Regions from separate parts of the Homo sapiens genome. Here all the other regions are linked to region 4. The links are chromatin contacts, found by Hi-C or POLR2A ChIA-PET in ENCODE. All regions are on one chromosome and are shown on one strand. Each heading gives the region's core, a stretch centred on a gene start or an enhancer-like site at or near the end of the contact. The rest is flanking DNA. Distances are from core to core; before and after follow the strand shown.

What was found. A loop is a pair of places that touch in the nucleus more often than their neighbours do. ChIA-PET counts read pairs that join two places held with the same protein, here RNA polymerase II (POLR2A). Pooled maps may share reads with other maps.
Region 1: a loop to region 4 is called in a pooled map, with 11 times the contacts of the local background. The contact joins the promoter of ERO1B here to the enhancer-like site in region 4. A Hi-C loop is called at or near these places in 1 of 37 single-sample maps with no recorded cell type and 7 of 50 pooled maps. POLR2A ChIA-PET finds 5 or more read pairs at or near these places in 1 of 52 experiments (activated CD8-positive, alpha-beta memory T cell).
Region 2: a map with no recorded cell type shows a loop between it and region 4 (11-fold over the local background). The contact joins two enhancer-like sites. A Hi-C loop is called at or near these places in 4 of 37 single-sample maps with no recorded cell type and 2 of 50 pooled maps.
Region 3: a map with no recorded cell type shows a loop between it and region 4 (8-fold over the local background). The contact joins two enhancer-like sites. A Hi-C loop is called at or near these places in 2 of 37 single-sample maps with no recorded cell type and 2 of 50 pooled maps.

What each region holds. Positions count from the first base shown.
Region 1 is chr1:236,278,087-236,283,238 of GRCh38, forward strand. It overlaps ERO1B (endoplasmic reticulum oxidoreductase 1 beta), which reads right to left and starts at 3,872. Exons shown (of 16, transcript NM_019891.4): 1 at 3,596-3,872. The coding sequence starts at 3,697. RefSeq lists an enhancer at 3,267-3,466 and silencers at 3,537-3,586, 3,627-4,216.
Region 2 is chr1:236,152,502-236,157,900 of GRCh38, forward strand. The region is part of intron 1 of GPR137B (G protein-coupled receptor 137B); the gene reads left to right. Among named protein-coding and RNA genes, the nearest start is that of GPR137B, 13 kb to the left of the region's middle. RefSeq lists enhancers at 4,021-4,080, 4,281-4,390. Within about 2 kb of position 4,103, at least 5 of the 41 ENCODE cell types and tissues checked have a DNase peak (open chromatin) inside an H3K27ac peak, as active enhancers do.
Region 3 is chr1:233,671,093-233,676,210 of GRCh38, forward strand. KCNK1 (potassium two pore domain channel subfamily K member 1) reads left to right here. Exons shown (of 3, transcript NM_002245.4): 3 at 179-1,422. The coding sequence ends at 438. Among named protein-coding and RNA genes, the nearest start is that of MIR4427, 50 kb to the left of the region's middle. Within about 2 kb of position 2,764, at least 4 of the 41 ENCODE cell types and tissues checked have a DNase peak (open chromatin) inside an H3K27ac peak, as active enhancers do.
Region 4 is chr1:235,007,905-235,012,781 of GRCh38, forward strand. No RefSeq gene overlaps it. Among named protein-coding and RNA genes, the nearest start is that of LINC03108, 30 kb to the left of the region's middle. RefSeq lists enhancers at 3,810-4,399, 3,998-4,292, 4,243-4,743, 4,410-4,479, 4,690-4,869. Within about 2 kb of position 3,352, at least 26 of the 41 ENCODE cell types and tissues checked have a DNase peak (open chromatin) inside an H3K27ac peak, as active enhancers do.

The DNA.
Region 1 (5,152 bases), core at 2,622-5,121, 1.3 Mb after region 4:
GGCACTTCATCTTCAATAATTTTTCGAGGTTTGAGTTGAAAATAAATTCCTCCAGAGGTGATGGATATTTGCTTTTATTGGAAACCCAGGGCACACAAATTTGGGACTGCTATGAATTTTCCCAGAATAAATATTTGGCTTGCGAACCTGTGTGAGGACTGTCTCATGGTTACAAATTCTCAAAAGTTTCTTCCCTGCTTCTCCCAGCAAGTTTCTTTTATTCCCTTTACTTAGAATGGGTTTCATTTCTCGTTTACCCTTATACTGAGGATGTAATTGTTTGAAGTCCAGGCTCCAAACAGCTACATCCTCAATATAAGGGTAAACGAGAAATGAATTATGGTGGAGGCTCCTATTAGTTTCCTCTCACTGGGCAGACACGGGGTTATTTCTTGCCCACTCCACTCCATGCAACTGCTAAAGCAGCTCAAGATCTTTAGGGTTTAGGAGAAGCCCTCAGAGTAACGGACTGGTATAGCACTATTTAAGTTCTAAGTTTCTGGCTTTTCATATATTGAGGGGCTCTGTGTATTACTCAATTTTATGCCACCTCAGAAATGCATTTAGAAAAACTTACATATATCTAATTGAAATTACTTTTTAAAGGAAGATTGTTATATCACTTGTATGCACTATGCCTTTAGTTTCCAGTGCTTCACCAAAGTATATTTACATTTCATTTATACGATAATGGGGCATGAGATATACAAACACGTATCATTTTGTGTGTTCAAAAATATTTTTCTGCTTTTATTTTGGAAGGGGATAACATTTAAAATATGTATCTCCTTTAATGACTTTGATTTCTTGTGAACAGAGGTAGTTTTCAAAAATTCTAATTCTTCCCTTTATCAGTTTTCTACCAATTTATTATATGGATGAAGTCAAAGAACTGGCTGAATTCCACTTTTTGATTTTCCTATTTTCCATCTCTTTTTCTATACTAGAGAGAACTGAAAATACCAACATACTGTATAGACCAGAAAGGGTTCCACATTAGGGCTCCACTGTAAAGTCACTCATTCAATTAAGACATTTAAGTTCTTTGAACTTCAATTACCTCAATGGTCCCACTTCGGAGAGATTGTACGTGTAACCATGTTATAGATTAAAGTACTATCTAAAAGATGATCAGGCCAGGCACGGTGGCTCACGCCTGTAATCCCAGCACTTTGGGAGGCCAAGGCGGGTGGATTACCTATGGTCAGGAGTTCGAGACCAGCCTGGCCAACATGGTGAAACCTCATCTCTACTAAAAAATACAAAATTAGCCGTGTGTGGTGGCACACACCTATAGTCCCAGTTACTCGGGAGGCTGAGACAGAAGAATCACTTGAACCCAGGAGGTGGAGGCTGCACTGAGCCAAGATGGCGCCACCGCACTCCAGTCTGGGTGACACAGAGCGAGACTCCATCTCAAAAAAAAAAAAAAAACAGCACAGTAGAAAGTACTGCTGGCGGCCTGGGCGCGGTGGCTCACGCCTGTAATCCCAGCACTTTGGGAGGCCGAGGCAGGCGGATCACCTTAGGTCAGGAGTTCAAGACCAGCTCGGCCAACATGGCAAAACCCTGTCTACTGGGAAAAAAAAAAAAAACACACACACAAAAATTAGCCAGGCGCGGTGGCAAGCACCTGTAATCCCAGCTACTTGGGAAGCTGAGGCAGACAGAATTGCTTGAACCTGTGAGGCAGAGGTTGCAGTGAGCCAACACATGCCATTGCATCCAGCCTGGCCAACAGAGTGAGACACTATCTCAAAAAAAAAAAAAAAAAGAAAGTAAGTACTGCTGGCAACAAAAACCAAATATATTCACTTGGAAGACTGTTTGGCACAATGCTACTTCAAATATTCACAAATCTTTAACTGTTGGACTATATTTATATTCATTTGGATATAATGAAATTAAAAGTACAGGGGCAGGCCAGGTACAGTGGCTCACACCTGTAATCCCAGCACCTGGGAAGCCAAAGTAAGAGGCTCGCTGGAGGCCAGGAGTTGAAGATCAGCCTAATAACATAGTCCCCATCTCTACACAAGAATTTTAAAAATACAGGTGAAATTATAAAACATTAATTACACATAATTAGTGGTAAATGAAAAAAATTTAAAATGAAGTTTCTAGACAGATAAGCATAAATTAATATGTGCTATATAAAAAGAGAAAATGGGAACTCTCATTTCAGAAAAATATCGAATTGTAAATTTCACTCAGAAACACTCAACTAGTGACTAGAAAATAATTTTGCCAAAGACAATTTGGAAAATTTACTTTAGTAAGTCTGCCCAGATTACCACTATCTATTCCATCTCAGTGTTTTCCAAGTGAGGTCCAAGAGGTAGTCAAAAGATAACTTTGCTACAGTTATACTGTACTTGCAATGTTTGTTTAAAATGCTGATATCTGGGCCATATTCCAGATCCAATCAATACATGTGGAGGTAGGGCCAGAGAATCTGCATTTTAACATGTTCCCCAATACCAAAAATTTGCCCCTTTTATTTTTATGGTTCAAACACAGACACAAACGGACTATTCAGGCACTCTGGGATTTAGTGCAGGGCACCATAAAACCATGAAATAAAGTGACTCAATTCAGAAAAACATGTTTTCACGGTTACACTCAGAGTCACCTTCAATTTTTCTTGGATGAGCACTAATTGCTTCAAATGACATCTCCCCTCATCATCAGGCCACCTGAGACCTTCGTTTTATTTTTTTGGCCCTCAGCAGTGCTGCCTCCTTGCAGCAGGTGCAGACAACAAGCAGCAGCACCTGGCAATCAATTCAAATTCTACTGAATAGAAGCAAACACCTCTCTGAAGGCGAAAGGATCTGGTCAGCTAAGCCTCAGATTTCTAGCACACTGAGAACACTTGTAATCATCGCTTCACATCAACAACCAGCCAGCACCTCACGACTGCCAGAGCCAGAGCCTCCATCCACGAGCCACAACGCCCCACTCAGACCCCCCCAGTCTCGTATTGGGACTTACCTGGCGATGCCACTTGGCAGACACAGCTCAGCTGGGTAAAAATAAAGCAATCTTGAGCAAGGGAAGGTGCTCGAGGAAGAGTAAAAGCCCAGAAAGCTCTAGTCCGACAGTTCGAGTGAAGTCTTGCCCCCTCCCAATCCCCTGCGCCTGGCGGGGCCTCGGGGGTCTGCGGAGTGCCCCCAACTCTCAGTCTCCCTCCCTCACTAACTCCTGAAGGGAAGGACGTCACCGTTTCTCTGGGCGCTCGCTCCCTTCGCAAGACAGCCGAGGTGGTTCATGCCCGTCCCATCTCCCGCCACACTCCCAGCCGCTTAACACATCCGAGAGGAAAAAACGAAAACAGCTCAGGGGGACCGTCACCATCTTCCTCTTTTGACTGCCATTACCCGGAGTGTCGCCGTCCCCCCACCCTGCGGGCGGTTCGCAGATGTTTCCCGCACTGGACGGTCAGGTCTCTGCTCCCCGGGTTTTCTGCTCGCCAGAAATCACCTCTTTTCTGGCCCGGCCCTGCCCGGCCCTCCCCGCGTCACAGCCGCGGCCCGTGTGTAGCGGCCGCGGGTGTTCGGCCGGGGGTTCCCGGCCCGCTATCACTCGGGCTTACCTGCGCCTCGACGACGCTCCGCAGGAAGCTCAGGGTGACCAGCAGCTGCACCGCGGCCGCTACCCCCTGCCCAGCGCCTGCCCGGCGGACCCCTTGGCTCATGCTGACCTCTACCCACACCGCGGCCAGCCGGACCCCTCGGGGCCGGGGAACGACGGGCGGCCCAGGCGACGACCCAAGGGGACGGTTCCCAGCGGCCGAGCGACTCCAGGGTCAGAGGTCTGCACTCCAGTCCGGAGGCAGGCGACTCTTTCCCCAACACCCGGCAGCTGCGAGTGAGGCAGGAAAGGCGAGCGCCCCCACTTCATCCCCCAGGCGGCCCCGCCCCCGGCTCGCTTGGCTCCTCGGCCACGCCCCCAAGCGCGGGGCCTTGTGGGAGTTGTGGTCCTGGGCGGTCGCCTAGGCGCCGCGGCAGGAAGGCGGAGCCGCTGAACGAGAGGACTCGGGAACTACAACTGCGAAGGCCGCCCCGCCTCCCCGAGGCCTCGGGCTCCGCGGCGGCCAATGAGGCGGGACCACGCGGGCCTCCAAAACACCGGGGGGTGCGGGCGGGGGAAGCGGGGCGACCTCTTCTCCGGGAAACCAGGCTGAGGACCTCTCTGCGTCGGTCCCTGCTGTCGCTCCTGGAGTCCTCGCAGACGCCAGGCTCTAGGATTCACCCAGTACGCGGGCGAGTTAGGAACGGACGGTGCGGGATCTTTGACTTTCGGTCTGAAGCGTATTCTTTGTCTCATTCATTTTTCTGTAGCCTCACATCTGCTGTGGGTGCCTATGTAAGCTACCTGTGACTTGTAGAGATGGCTTCGGCTCTTTTTTAATTTCATGCACCCTAGATGTGGATGTCATCTCCTGCCCCGCCCCAGCCCGACTCCTAGGTTGACACGTGCGAGTATAACGCATGCTAAAGAATGAAGACAAACCCAAAGGCTTATGATGAAATATGGGGATGGGGTAAAACAAAAAAAAACTTAGAGTGACATAGATTGGGCGCAGATCCCAACTCTAAAACATTCTAGCTAGTTATTGGGCCTTAATTCCCACCTCATATCTTGTTCTAGGGCTACATAAGATTAGATACAGAAAGAGCTGAGTATAGTGCCTAGCACCTAGGAAGCACTCAATAAATGGTAACTGCTATTAGTTTTATTAATGCCTTTGATTTCTACAAAACGAGTAATACATCTCCCTTGTGTTTATGTAGCGTGTATTAGTTTCTCATTGATGCTGTAAGAAACTATCACACATTTAGTTGCATACAACAAAAGAAATTCATTACCTTATAGTACTGGAGATCAGGTGTCCAAAATGGACCTGTAGGGCTGTGTTCCTTTTGGAGGCTCTCAGGGACAATGTGTTTCCTTACCTTTTCCAGCTTCCAGAGGCCACCTGCATTCCTTACCTCATGACTTCACATCTCCTTCACTCTCTCTGCTTCCCTCGTCACATGCCTTCTCTTGTGACCCTAACTCTTCTGTCTCTCTTGTATAAGGACCCTTGTGATTACATTGGTTACAGACCATCCTATCTCAAAATCCTCAACTTGATCACATCTGCACA
Region 2 (5,399 bases), core at 2,853-5,352, 1.1 Mb after region 4:
AATCCCAGCACTTTGGGAGGCCGAGGCGGGTGGATCATCTGAGGTCAGTAGTTCAGACCACCCTGGCCAACACGGTGAAACCCCATCTCTACCAAAAATACAAAAATTAGCTAGGCGTGGTGGGCGCCTGTAATCCCAGCCATTGAGGAGGCTGAGACAGGAGAATTGCTTGAATCCGGGAGGCAGAGGTTGCAGTGAGCCAAGATCGCACCGTTGCACTGTAACCTGGGTGACAAGAGTGAAACTCCATCTCAAAAAGAAAAACAATGTATTGGGCTAGGTGCAGTGGATCACGTCTATAATCCCAGCACTTTGGGAGGCTGAGGTGGGTGGATCATGAGGTCAGGAGTTCGAGACCAGCCTGGCCAACATGGTGAAACCCCATCTCTACTAAAAATACAAAAATTAGCTGGGTGCAGTGGCGGGCGCCTGTAATCCCAGCTACTCAGGAGGCTGAGGCAGGAGAATTGCTTGAACCTGGGAGGCGGAGGATGCAGTGAGCCGAGATGACACCACTGCACTCCAGGCTGGGAGACAGAGCAATACTCCATCTCGGGGAAAAAAAAAAAAAGAAACAAACAAAAACAGACAAAAAACCAAATAAAAAAAAGACGTATTGAAGCAAAATTGACACAATATGAAATTAACCATTGAATGCATGCAGCTGAGTGATGTTCAGTACATTCACAGTATTGCGCAGCTGTCACCTCTATCTAGGTCCAGAACATTTTTATCACCCCCAAAGGAAACTTTATGCCCATTAAGCAATCACTACTCAGTCCCTGTTGCCTCAGCCCCTGGCAGCCACCCATCTGCTTTCTATCTCTGCAGATTTACCTATCCTTAATATTTCATATCAAAGGAATCATACAATGTGTATTCTTGTACGTCTTCTCCTTTCTCCTAGCATAGTGTTTTGAGGTTCATCACATTGTAACATTTATCAGAACTTCATTCCTTTATAAGGTTAAATAATATTGTGCTGCATGGATAGAGACTACATTTTATTTATCCATTCATCCGTTGATGGACATTTAGGTTGTTTCATCATGCGCGTTTGAGTGCTTGTTGTGTGCCAGACACTGTGCAGACTGTTTAAGGTCAAACTTAGATTCTCGCTGCGTGGAACTTAGCCTTGAGCAAGGAAAACAGACTTCATGTCAACGACTTCTCCATTGTGCGATTGACTGGCTGATGTGACTTAGTGGCTGTCCTTACAGTAGAGATATGAAGTGTGAGATGTTTTCAGTGGAAAGTTGAAGACTTAATTCATTCCTTCATCTCTGTGAGTCCCCCTCTAGGATACATGCTTTAAAAAGAACCAGTGGTTTTTGCTGCTATTTAAATGAAAGTCAAATCCAATTTAAAAATCTCACTGTAATGAAATCAAAATATTTCCCAAACACAGGTATTCACTGTGAAGCGATGCCAGGATGGCTGTGGAGGGAACTTCTTGGTGGAAGTCGTCACCTGTGACTTGGGCTGTTGGGTTTCCACCCACCATTGCCCTGGTCCTGCTCCTAGGGCCCCTTCCTTGGGTGCCACTGGGAGGTGAAGGCTTAGGTTTAGGTTGACATAGCAGGTGTATTCTCACCAGAACCAGATTCTGGGGCAACCAAGTTGGGCCCCTGGCTAGTCTTGGGTTTTGTGTGTGGAAGCCCCCAGACTCCGTGTCCTCCTGGGCCCTGCTCCAGGTTAAGCTGGAATTTCTGGTCTGCCTGGGTTTGTTCTCAGCGAATCGTGGGGTCCAGACCAACATGAGGATGGAAGGGTGGTGCTGGGTAACTCCCACCCTGCGCCCTGGGGCTGTGAACAGCACGCGTCATCCGTCCCCCGAGGACACACGGCCTGTCACGGCTTTGACAGCATATATTGTGTCTTCCCCGAGTTCTCTCTGCTTGGGGTCAGCTAGTCCCAGTTTTTTTCAGTATTCCTGGAGGAACGTGGGTGTGTCCTCTGCCATCCTGGTTGCTGTTCCCGAAGGCCCCAGTGAGCTGGGACAGTGTCAGGAGCAGACCAAGTCCCCACCCCTAGTGAGGAGCTTCCCCCGTTACCCACATAGCTTCCCCTCGAGGAGGCCAGATGGTCATTCTCTCGGTGGCAGGACACAGGGAGTGTCATTTAATACCAGACACGTCCAGCAAGGGCAGGAGTTCCCAGGGCATCCTAAAACCTCAGAATTCTCCTCACTTCTGAAGCAGAAAGTTATTCTGTGAGGAGGGGCAAAAACAAACTGGGGTACTTTCCCTGCGAATTTATTTTGTAGTTTTTGCATCGTTTGCCAGCAAGGATCAGGGCACGATGGTACGACACTGCACACTGCCGCACGTGGCCCGGGACCCTCCTGCCATAGGGCCCAGTGGGCCAGCGCTGGCCACCGGGAGAAATGCATCCTCTGTGCTTCTAATGTGTCACCTTCCTTAAGTACATTTAGAACAATTAGGGGCAGGGCCCTGGCTGGTAAACTGTGAACTGCAATTTGTGGTTAAGCAGTTAAGAAACATAACAGTGATGGTAGGGCCTTGTGTGGCCACAGCCCTTGTCATTCCCAAGGCCAAAGAGAGAGAATCCTGCCAGGGAGGCAGGTCAGAATTATTTGCCTCCACCTCTGTGCGGAACTGATGCCGAGACGGACTCCACCCAGGCAGTGGGCAGGCGGGCAGGTCCGTGCGCTTCTGTGGCTGAAGCGGCCGGGCCGCAGCTATTCCTGCGGGGCTTCCAGGGCGGAGGACACGGGCTGACACGGGCTGTCCCTGGGAAGGAACTTCAAGTCATGGAGCTGTCAAAGTAGAAGCAGCTTAATGAATATTTGTCCTAATGCTTTCACCTCGCAGATAGACACTGAGGCCTAGAAAGGTCGATGGAGCTAACCAGGAACCAACAAAGTAGGTTCCTGAGGGTTGACCAGCCTCACCCCTGAATCCAGGTGCTCAGGGGACAAGAGACAATTCAGAAAAGCAGGGAGACTGAAGGACGGCGTTTGGTGTGGCTTTAGGTTGACTTGGAGAGCCGCAAAGGGTGTGGGTGGGAGGTGTGCTCTCTAGAGTCCCGTCTCCTCGCGGGCTGCCTGCTGGGCTGACTTATCAATGTGGGGGCTCAGGGCCACCCTGAGTTCTGCCTTCTGGGTGGCCAGCCTGTGTTGGCGCCGTTGGATGGAGTGAAGCTCAGTTTATGAGGCTCAGGGAGGCTCTCGTGAGCCGATGGAGGGGTGGAGGAGGGGAGAGGTGCTTGCTGCCCGGAGAGCTGAGCTGCTGGGAACAGGAAGGAGAAGAGGAGCTGTTGGGAAGGGGGACAGTGAGTGGAGATGCCCTTTATCTATAAAGGTAAAGACTGTTATCCCATTATCACTTATGAAATGAGGAATGCCTTGTGAGGACCAAGGTAGGGACATCCTGGGTGGGAGCTGAGCTCCTGCCTTGTGGGGTGCACATGCACAAACATGCACACACATACACAAACGCACACACATGCACACACACGCGCGCGCGCAAACACACATGCATACACCTGAGGAAGGATCATAGGCGCCAGGTGAGCCAAACAGGACCATGCAGCGGAGCTCTCAGGAGGGCTGGAGAAGGCTGCAAACACATCCAGGGAGCTCCGAGGTCTATGGAAATCCAGAGAAGCAATTATGGTTGGCTTCTGATCACGTGGGAAGAAGCTCACTGAAGTCTGGGGGGCCCACATTCCAAGGGCCAGCACGAGGCCAGGAGCAGGCAGGACCAGCTTCTTGGGCCACATGCTTGCCAAAGTCAAAGGTGGGAGGTGATGCGGTGAACACCTGACCATGTATTCCAGTGACCCCTCTCACACCTGGCCAGCCTGGGACACAGACCAGGCACACCTTGGCTTCAGGCCACCGCCTCCCAGAACTTTATGGCATGGACAGCGTGCTTGCTTGCCTTTTCTGGCCAGTTACCTTCACTGCCACGGACACAGGACTATGAGTGGGGCTGTGGTGGTGGTTATCCAGGTCCTGAGTCCCTGGACCTATAGCCCACAGCTGACGTTTGGAAGAAAAGAACATCCTAACGCAGGCATAGAGGCCCCGCCCTTGCTCGCACTGTCTTGGAGACTGAGCCTCAAATGCAGATCCCCTCCCCGCCGCAGAGCCGCCTTGTGTGTCTTCCGGGAACCCTGCAGAAAGGAGAACTCCGGTGTCTGGATTTCGGGGACCGACTGTCTTGTCACCCTGCTCTGCTGAGTGAGGATGCTCAGCATGTGGGAACAGACTGAAGCAGCTGACTAATGACTGTTGCCTGGGGAGACCAGGGCCCTGGGGTTTGCATAATTTCCCCAATATATCAGGAAGTGGGTAGCGCAGAGGGACCAGGAGAGCAAATATCGAATGCGTCAGTGGTTCTTAACCTTTTTCAGTATGAAAGTTCCTTTTATGGTTAGGATAGCATCTGTGGTCACAGTTTAGTAGCTGTGCGTTTAGAATCATGGTTTGCGAACATAGATGAGGACTAATAATACCAACAGCAGGGGTTGCAGCCACCCACGTGGTACTTACTAGGCGGCAGGCATTTGTCCAGGTGCTCTACATGTCTATTAATTCACCAAATGCTTAGGAAAACCTGGTGGCTGGTGTTATTAGTCTCATTTTACAGGTGAGGTACTTGAGGCACAGAGCAGGCAGGTGACTTTTCCAAGGCCACACAGCTGATAATTGGTAGAGCCAGGATTCAACCCCAGGTAAGCCAGCTCCAGATTCCACACTTTTTTTTTTTTTTTTGAGACGGAGTCCCGCTCAGTCGCCCAGGCTGGAGTGCAGTGGCGCGATCTCTGCTCACTGCAAGCTCCGCCTCCTGGTTCACGCCATTCTCCTGCCTCAGTCTCCCCAGTGGCTGGGACTACAGGCGCCCGCCACCACGCCCGGCTAATTTTTTGTATTTTTAGTAGAGACAGGGTTTCACCGTGTTAGCCAGGATGGTCTTGATCTCCTGACCTCATGATCCGCCTCCCCCACCTCCCAAAGTGCTGGGATTACAGGCGTGAGCCACTGTGCCCGGCCCGATTCCACACACTTAGCCATCCTTCTGTGTCCCTCTGTCAGAGAGGGCTACCGGTTGTGGCCTGTTATATAGGAGTAGCGTCGTCTGTCAGTATATGTGGGGGACTGGTTCCAGGACCCCCAAGTATGCTCAGAGCCCCACATACTCACATCCCTGTAGAACCTGCATGTACAAAGAGTTGGTCCTCCTTATATTCAGGTTTTACGTCCTGAGAACATCGTAGTTTTGATTCCCATTCAGTTGAAAAAAATCCATGTATAGATGCGCCCATGCAGTTCAAACCCATGCTGCCCAGGGGCCAACTGCACTGTGCCTTAGTGAAGATGCATGAGCTAGAACTGTGTGTATCAACATAGATACCTTCCAAACACATAGTCA
Region 3 (5,118 bases), core at 1,514-4,013, 1.3 Mb before region 4:
TAATGGGTAGTTCCTCTTTGAACCATGAACTTAAAAACACTTCTAAAAATTAAGAAACTGGCAATGAGTTTATTCCTTAACAAACACTGTGTTGGCATGAGGTGGGGAGGTAAATCACTCGCTACTTGATTTATCCATGTTGAGATCACACTAAGACAGTGTCCTGTTTCTCACACAGGTTACCTGCTACTTGGCCTTATTGCCATGTTGGTAGTTCTGGAAACCTTCTGTGAACTCCATGAGCTGAAAAAATTCAGAAAAATGTTCTATGTGAAGAAGGACAAGGACGAGGATCAGGTGCACATCATAGAGCATGACCAACTGTCCTTCTCCTCGATCACAGACCAGGCAGCTGGCATGAAAGAGGACCAGAAGCAAAATGAGCCTTTTGTGGCCACCCAGTCATCTGCCTGCGTGGATGGCCCTGCAAACCATTGAGCGTAGGATTTGTTGCATTATGCTAGAGCACCAGGGTCAGGGTGCAAGGAAGAGGCTTAAGTATGTTCATTTTTATCAGAATGCAAAAGCGAAAATTATGTCACTTTAAGAAATAGCTACTGTTTGCAATGTCTTATTAAAAAACAACAAAAAAAGACAAATGGAACAAAGAAGCTGTGACCCCAGCAGGATGTCTAATATGTGAGGAAATGAGATGTCCACCTAAAATTCATATGTGACAAAATTATCTCGACCTTACATAGGAGGAGAATACTTGAAGCAGTATGCTGCTGTGGTTAGAAGCAGATTTTATACTTTTAACTGGAAACTTTGGGGTTTGCATTTAGATCATTTAGCTGATGGCTAAATAGCAAAATTTATATTTAGAAGCAAAAAAAAAAAGCATAGAGATGTGTTTTATAAATAGGTTTATGTGTACTGGTTTGCATGTACCCACCCAAAATGATTATTTTTGTAGAATCTAAGTTAAACTTACTATTTATAATGCATAGGTAACCATTAACTATGTACATATAAAGTATAAATATGTTTATATTCTGTACATATGGTTTAGGTCACCAGATCCTAGTGTAGTTCTGAAACTAAGACTATAGATATTTTGTTTCTTTTGATTTCTCTTTATACTAAAGAATCCAGAGTTGCTACAATAAAATAAGGGGAATAATAAACTTGAGAGTGAATAACCATAGTATTCTGCTGCAATAAATGTTTCTACCCTCTTGCGATAGAATGGTGTCAGATGTCTAACATGTTTATAAACATTTTTTTGAATTGAACAGGTTATGAAAAGGATTTATTAAAAGGTTAAGATACTTTGTTTTGAAAGTACATTGTGATTTGCAGCCACCTAGCACTAAAGCATAGAACTTAAACACGAATCCCTAAATGAACAGATTATGTTACATTAATCTGAGAATTTTAAATTTAGAAGCTAAAATAAATAAAAATCACAGCTGGTTGTAATCTTATGCTTTCATATATCAGAAGTGTGCCTCTATGTAGAATATATATACATATGTGTGTGTATATACATATATATATGTATGTATATATATACATATGTATATATATATATATGTGTGTATATATATATATATATATACGTATATATATATATATAGTCCTTCATAGAAAACATAAAGGTCACATTTAGATGACGTACACAGGATACTATTATATTAAGGATTTTAGAAAAGAAAATGAGAAAGCCCCTGTGTGATAATGAATGTCCACTGACCCCCGCAATGGAGCCTTACCTCCCATGGGTGGCTGCCCAGGAGTTGGTGGTTGAGGGGCTGGTAAAAATCAGTGCAAAATCAGCGCCCTCTGATGAGCCAGCCAAGCACTTTGATCGCGGGCCAGTCTCCTGACAGTGGGTCACTCGCTCAGTAACCTTCTACCTTCTGTACCATGTGCTGCCATGAGTAAATTATTACCAACTGCAGGGCAAAGGGAAAGCATCCCCTTACCCTTCGGAAGATTTGCTGAAAAATCAACTCACAAAAAGGCAGATTAATGAGAAAAGGCATACACATTTATTAACTACCATGCACACAGAAAGAATTACAGAGTGATTGTCCAATATCTCAATAGGGGTTCACATGCTTAAATATCTTACTGATTAGAGGACAGGGAGATGGAAAAATATAGGTGATTTTAGAGGGATAGTATATGATTTTTAGAGGAATCCAAGTGTGCTGCCCCGTAAGCATATTTCCTCCCTGCTGACCATGTCCCTGCAATAGAAGACTGCTGTCATGAGGCCAGATCATTGGTTAAGGGTAGAATAGAGAATCCTTGGAGAATAGAGGCATGCATCCTGCCATAACTGGATCTGCAACATTTCCGATGGTCACAAGCCTTGGTGTGGAGCAGAGTCCTGAGATGCTCATCAATATAAATCACAGAAGCTGGATTACACTTGGAGAGTGTTATTCTATTTTATGCAATGCAGGAAAAAATAATGGCTAGTTTGCTACAGCTGCTTGGCTCTAACATGAGAGGGAAGTTCAAAGTCCAGAAAATGAGGAAGTACGTGAAGAAAAACTTCTGAATCAGATGTGATTAATAAGTAATAGAGTGTAGTACTTAATTTTAGGAACTCGTTTGAATCCGCAGAGAACACATTAAACCTTAATGCCCTTCAGATTGTTGTTAATGTGAAGGGCAAAGTAGAAAAGTAGGAGCAAGTTTTGCCTCGGCCCCCACCCTAGCAGGCAGGAAAGTAAGGGAGGATGTCTTCCCCAGGGTTTCTTTTTGTCTTTGGCCGATGATGCTGCCCTTTGGTCCCCAGGGAGAAGCGAGCTTGGTCACCCAGGAGGAGCTCTGGGTCAGCCTCTCAGAGAACAGAAATTCGGCTTGCTGCAGGCATGACAAGGAGGTGGAAGATGAACAGTGTAGCTAAGCCAGAACTGACCTTGGGAACCCTTTAGTTGGAGGCGAGAGAGTGGGAAGTTGGAGGTAAAAGTGACTACTAGAGAATTCTGGGTGATGAGTACAAGCTGAACTCACTTGCTTAGCTTGAGCCTTCAAGATTGAGTTCCTAAGATGCCTGCGGAATGCCCTCAGGGTAGAACAGCAGCAGAAAGCCTTATCATTCCAGGACATGGTCCTGTGCGTGAACTTAAATGTGACACGTGTCTGGTAGGGATGTTGATTTCAAAGTAGCAGATACACTCCACGTGAGGAGAGAACACAGAGTATCTCAGAGTGGGAGTTCCTAAGCTCTCAGAAATCCAAGGGAAGAGAGACCAAGGGGTGGGAGTAGTCTCTAAATGAATCATGTAAAAGATTCCCAGGACAGATAAAGTTTAGCCCAGATCACTCCATTTATGACACTGGTTTCTTTCTATAGTAGTCATGCCACCAAGATATTTTGAAAGTATTTGTTCAAAAGTTGAAGAAGACAAGTGGGAGAAAAAAGAAACATTTTCTGAAGACAGAAATTTGGTCTGACTTCAAAAAAAATCGAGTAATGTTTAGATTACTGACATGGGGTCACTTTTTTTTTTACCTGAGAAAAAAATCACACTCATACTTTCTCCAAACCAGCTTTATGGGCCTTTTGGAAAATGAATGAGGAGATATTTACAAATCTGGAGACCTCAAGATAACGGAAATAGGCAATGCAAAACCTTCTTAACTCTTTAAAGTACACTGACCTCTTACTAAAAACAGCTATTTGTTTCAAAGAAGAAAAGTTTTAAATTGGCAGAAGCACATGTTGGAGAATTAGAACAGTATTATCTGTCTCTTATTCAGAATTCAGTGAGAGCAGAGCCTCCTGATTGTCTGGCATAATACATTTATTTTGGTATTTGTTGTTGTTAAAGCCTCCATGCTGGGAAGAGCTGTGATAAATACTGATATCCTCAATTTAGGAAGGCAGTCCCTTTAGGATGTAGTTTCAGCAATGTATATATGGCAAATTTAGAAACAAAAGTTTCTTAGCAACTTATAGTTGAAATTGAAATGAGACAGTATACCATTTACTTTATTTGACTATGCCAAGTAACTTTTTAAATCTGTCTCTGTAGCATGTTTGAGATTTTCCTATTGTGACTTTTTTTTTTATTTTGCAAGGGTCTTACATTGTGGAAATTTGGTGCATCAAAGCCTTTTGTGTGAGGCAAGATGTAAAATTGCTGAAGTCAATTTTCCTAACATCTCTCTTATCTAATATGTACTGTCAGGCAAACTCAGCTTTTTGGAGTGCAGTAAAGGACCCAGAAGTAAATAAAAATGCTTTTTAAAGTATTTTTCATGCCCTGGTAGGAAAGCACATTTAAAAAGAAGTAAGCCCTCTCTTTGCTTCACTCATGGCATACACATACTTACTTTGCACACAGTTCTAACAAAATTATTACTCTGTTTTTCCAACCCACAGAAAATAAAGGAGAGAGTTGTATTAAAAGGCAAATTTAAGACAAATTAATTCAACAGAGTTTATTTGAAATTAAAGGATTCATGAACTGGACAGCATTCAAAGCCTGAAGAGGTTCAGAGAATTTCACTGTAGCAGCAAGAGGTGTGGGGTTTTATAGGCGGAACATGCAAGCAAAGCAAAGCAATTGCTTGATTGGCTACAGCTACGTATTTGTCTTAATTGAATATGATCTACTGGAAAATCCCTGGGCTTGTTGGTGGTTTCTGACTGGTAAAGGTTTTTTGTTTGTTTGTTTAACTGTTTATGTTGAATTGGGCTTGGCTGGATTTGTTCACCTAGGAAACAAAGGGCTCTGAGGCCATCTCAGCCTAATGGCCTCTCAATTATTTTAACAATTGCTACCCAAATTTTGTGTCAACATAAATGACGTTACAATTTGTGGTGACACAATTAAAGAATTTAAAAGTCTCCATATGCAACTTGGCAATAATTACTGTGCAATCACTTAGGCGGCCTTAAAATAGTAAGCAGTCTCTCAGTTTCTGTAAAAGCATCCACAGCACTTGCACCATTCCCTTAGCATCCTGTGGCACTCAGCATCTGCGTAGAACAGTCTGACCACTCTATTTTATACTGAGAAGGAGAAATGGTCACACCCTCTAGAGACATGACCACCTGTCTTACTGAAAGCAATTTTTGACTAAGTCTGGAGCCTCATGGCAGCTAACATGCTGCTCTCAAAGGGGGCGCCACAGTGTACTCAGAGCCACAAA
Region 4 (4,877 bases), core at 2,102-4,601:
TATTACTTCACAGTCCAGGAGGACAGAAGTTGGAAATTTGTTTCACTGGGTTCAAATCAAGGTGTTGACAGGGCCAAGCTCCCTCCAGAGGCTCTAGCGGAGCTCTCTGTGGCTTCTGGTAGCTGCAGGCATTCATTGGCTTGTGGCCGCATCCCTCCAATCTCCACCTCCATCTTCATTATCACCTTTACTGTGTGTCCCATCTCCTGCTGCCTCTTCCTTGTAAGGACACTTGTGATGGTATTTAGGACCCACCTGAATAATCCAGGATAATTTTCTCATCTCAAAATCTTCATTTAAACCCTTGTACACTGTTGGTGGGAATGTAAGAAGGTACAGTCACTATGTAAAACAGTATGACAGTTTCCCAAAAAAATTAAACATAGAATTACCATATGGTCCAGCAATTCCTCTCCTGGGTATAGGCCCCAAAGAACTGAAAGCAGAATCTAAGGAGATATGTGTACACCCATGTTCACAGCAGCACTATTCACAATAGCTACAAAGTGAAAGTAATGCAATGTCCATCAAAGGATGAATAAACAAATGTGCTATATACACACAATGGCATATGATTCAGCCTTCAAAAGGAAGGAAATTCTCTCATACACTACAGAAATAAGCCAGTCACAAAAGGGCAAAGACTATATGAGTCTACCTTTGTATTTCATTTTATTTTTGAGACAGGGTCTTGTTCTGTCACCCAGGCTGGAGCACAATGGTGTGATCCTAGCTCATTGCAGCCTCTGACTCCTGGGCTCAAGTGATTCTCCCACGTCAGCCTCCCCAGTAGCTGGGACCACAGGTGTGCACCACCACACCTGGTATATTAGTCCGTTTTCACACTGCCAATAAAGACATACCTGAGACTGGGCAATTTACAAAAGAAAGAGGTTTAATGGACTCACAGTTCCACAAGGCTGGAGAGGCTTCACAATCATAGCAGAAGGCAAAGAGGAGCAAGTCACATCTTACGTGGATGGTGGCAGGCAAAGAGAGAATCTGTTCAGGGAAACTCCCATGTTTAAAACCATCAGATGTCGTGAGACTTACTCACTATCCCAAGAACAGCATGGAAAAGACCTGCCTCCATGATTCAATTACTTCCCACCGGGTTCCTCACATGACACTTAGGAATTGTGGGAGTTACAATTCGAGGTGAAATTTGGGTGGGGACACAGCCAAACCATATCACCTGGCTAATTTTTAAATCTTTGGTAGAGACAAAGTCTGACTAGCTGCCCAGGCTGGTCTCGAACTCGTGGGCTCAAATGATCCTCCCGCCGCAGCCTCCCAAAGTACTGAGATTACAGGAGTGAGCCACTGTGCCGGGCCTCATTCCACCTAATATGAGGTATCTAGAGTACTCAAATGCATAGAGAGAGAAAGTGGAAGAGTCGTTGCCAGGGGCTGAGGAGAGAGAGAAATAGAAGTTATTAATGGGTACAAAGTTTCAGTTCTGCAAGACAAAAAGAGCTCTAGAGATGGACGGTGGTGATGGTCACACAACATAGGAATATACTTAATGCCACTGAACTCTGCACTTAGATGAATAAACTGGTCAAGTCTATGTTATATATTTATCACAATTTTATAATTTTTTTTGAATTCCTTAACTTAATCATATTGGCAAAAACTTTCCCACGTAGCGTAACATTCACTGTTTTCCGGCGATTGGCACTTGATATCTTTGGGGCCACTATTCAGATGGCTACAGTCACTTAGGAGACTACTGCAGTGGTCCAGAGAAGAAGTGATGGAGGCATGAACTAGACCAGAGGCAGTGGGGATTCTAGAGCTGCCAAGGAGGCACTGCTGGTGGGAGCTGGGAACCGGGCAGGAAGAGTGATGCCTGGCACCCTGGTTTCTGGCTGGGGCAACTTGCAGAAACTCTCAGGAATGCTGAGAGAAGAGCAGATGGAGGGTGGGATCAAAGGGAAGACTGGTGTTGGGGAAGAGGTTGAGATGAGTTTTAGACACATTTGCAGGTGTCGACCAAAAGCTGGGCCACTGAGCAGAGACCTGCCTACATCTTGAGGCCCACACAAAGGTCTTGTCCCAAATAGGGGAGCCATGGCAGAGCAGGGATGCTATGGAGGGAGGAGGCAGCCACAGGCAGGGCTTGGGGATAGTCTGGAAAACAGAGAATGAGAGGAGTCAGGGCAAAGAGGCGAGGTCTGTGGAGGTGCCGCAGGAAGGCGTTGGGCGCTGGCTGCAACTGAGAGCTGGGAGCTCAGGAAGGCTCAGGTGGCTGGACCCGGCCAGGGGGCAGACGCGGAATAACAATGGCCTTCCGTGAGGGCAAGGCCATCTGTAGCAAAATGTCCACCCTCCATGCCAAGCCTCCCACCCAAACATCCCTTCTGATTTCCCATGCTATGAGGGCCTGAGCACCGGAGCCCTTGGAGAGAAGATCCATCGGAGGCGGAAAGGTGGGGGGACCCACGTGGCTCAGGTTAAACTTACACCTGGCTTTGCATGGAGAAGTCTTGGCAAACTTCTGAACAACAAATCAAGTTACAGATGGCTGAAACAAACGGTAGTTTCCCAGGAGCCGCTGAGACCATCAGCAGGAGGCCTGTAGACTTTCATCCAAGTCAGACTCAACCATATCTTTCTTTTTCCAATTTTTTAAAAATTGTAGTAAGTAAAATACACATAACAGAAAATTTACCATCTTAACCTTTTTTTTTTGAGACAGCGTCTCACTCTGTCACCCAGGCTGGAGTTCAGTGGTGCGATCTCAGCTCACTGCAAACTCCGTCTCTGGGTTTCAAGTGATTCTCCTGCCTCAGCCTCCCGAGTAGCTGGGATTACAGGTGCCCGCCACCATGCCTGGCTAATTTTTGTATTTTTAGTAGAGACAGGGTTTCACCATGTTAGCCAGACTGGTCTCAAAACTCCTGACCTCAAGTGATCAGCCCGCCTCCGCCACCCAAAGTGCTGGGATTACACGTGTCAGCCACCGTGCCTGGCCTCCATCGTAACCATTTTTAAGCACGTTGTTCAGTGGTGTGACATGCATTCCCACTGCTATACAGCCATCGCCGCTAACCATCTCCAGGCACTTTCATCTTGTAAAATTGAAACTCTGCACCCATTCAACAATAACTCCCCACGTCCCATTCCCCTCAACTATATCTTTTTAAAGTGCTTTTCCCAGTGAAGTTTCTAACATTGCTAAAGAACATAAAATATAAAAACATGGCCATGCAGCAGGGGCTTTTTACCCTGCAGAATGCCCACTAAACCGTTTCTGTATGTTTAATTTTTTTAACCAAGGAAGTAGGGGATGCCCAAGATTTGGTCCCCAAACCAGAAAGACTGTGGGTTCCTTGCATCAAGCCGGGGCTTTTAGTCAACTCTCCCATGGGGACTCTGTTGGCCCGCTCCACCTCGGGTGTTCCCCCGCCCCTGCCTTTTCCTCTCTCACCTCCCCCATCCACCCCTCTCAGCCTTGCAGTCGACCTGCCTCTCCTCTGGTTGCTCCGTTTGTAGGGAGGGTCTGCTTGAAGGGAGTTCCCATTCTCTCTCACCCAGAGTCAAGGCTCTTGACTCTATTGTACCTAAAAAGCTCCTGAGGAATTTGACAAGGCCCCACCCTCAGAGATATGGGGTGAAGCCCAGGAATCTGTATTTTTAACAAGCATCCCAGGTGATCCTGATACTTGCACACACCCCCACACACACCCACGCCGACTACCCACACACTTCCATGGCCCAGAAGTCTGCAGGACCCACAGCAGGTATTCGGGACTATTTGTTCAATCCACACCTGAGTCGTTGCACGATTATGCTCAAGTCCCTCGGAACACCTCGCCTGCCATCTGACAGCTTCCCATCCAGAAACCACACAGTACAGTAAAAAACAGAAAAAAGAAAGCCGTTAGACCCCAGTGAATGTTATTTTTAATGAAAGTGGTGCATTTTGACTCACAATGTTGAAACCAGATTATAAATGAGTCATCAGTGAATCGACCACAAAGAGCCTTTGCGGAGGTGATTTACAGGAGAGCTCTGATGTCTGCTGTCCCCTGCACACGCTTCACAGAGATGCTGTCAGACGCAGAGCTGGTCTGGGGCATCTGTTGCCGCGTCAGCTCAAAAGGATGCTGTGTTGTCACCAATGGGATTCCCCAGCCCAGGCGGTGTTGCGGTCCCACCCACACAAGGAAGGCGGCCATCACTGAATAATGCTTGTGGTTACATCATCATTGCTGGTTTCCAGGTAGTGACTAGCAGATACTGGAGAGAGACAGGCCATCTGCTCTTCCTGTGCGCCTCAGCTCCTCCCTCATACCCACATCCTCTCGCCTGGTCTTCTAGAAGCAGCCCCTATGCAGACAGACCAGCAGGACTGAAAGCTGGACAGACTCGAGCCGGAGAGCCAGGTGGAACAACCTGGCCAGAAAGAGTCTGGCCGCAAAGAGTCTGGCCACAGCCCCACTTTCCTCATCTCTAAAATGTCCACATGGCTGCCTGCCCTGCCCGGCTCAAGGGAATGTTGCAAGGCTCTCATGGAAACCATGCTTGTGAGGGTTTTGAGGACTATCATAGCCCGTCCCAAGGTCAGAGGACAGTAGAAAACAAAAAACTTGCTTTCAGAGGGTGCTTTCACCAGTCAGCAGCCTCTGCCCCGGGCAAAGCCAGACAACTAAAACGGAATGAATCCGCAGAGTAGGGTGGGGATGAAATTCTCCACCTCCAACCCAGAAAGGAAACGCCAATGCTCATGTTTCCCCTTAGAGAAACAGGCAATGTTTGAACAGGAACAACGACGCCAGAGGGTCAATCCACACACAGAACACTCCATCTCCATGCCGATGGGGGACTGACTGTCCTGCTGCTGAACTGCACCCCTGGGGCTCTCCAGGACA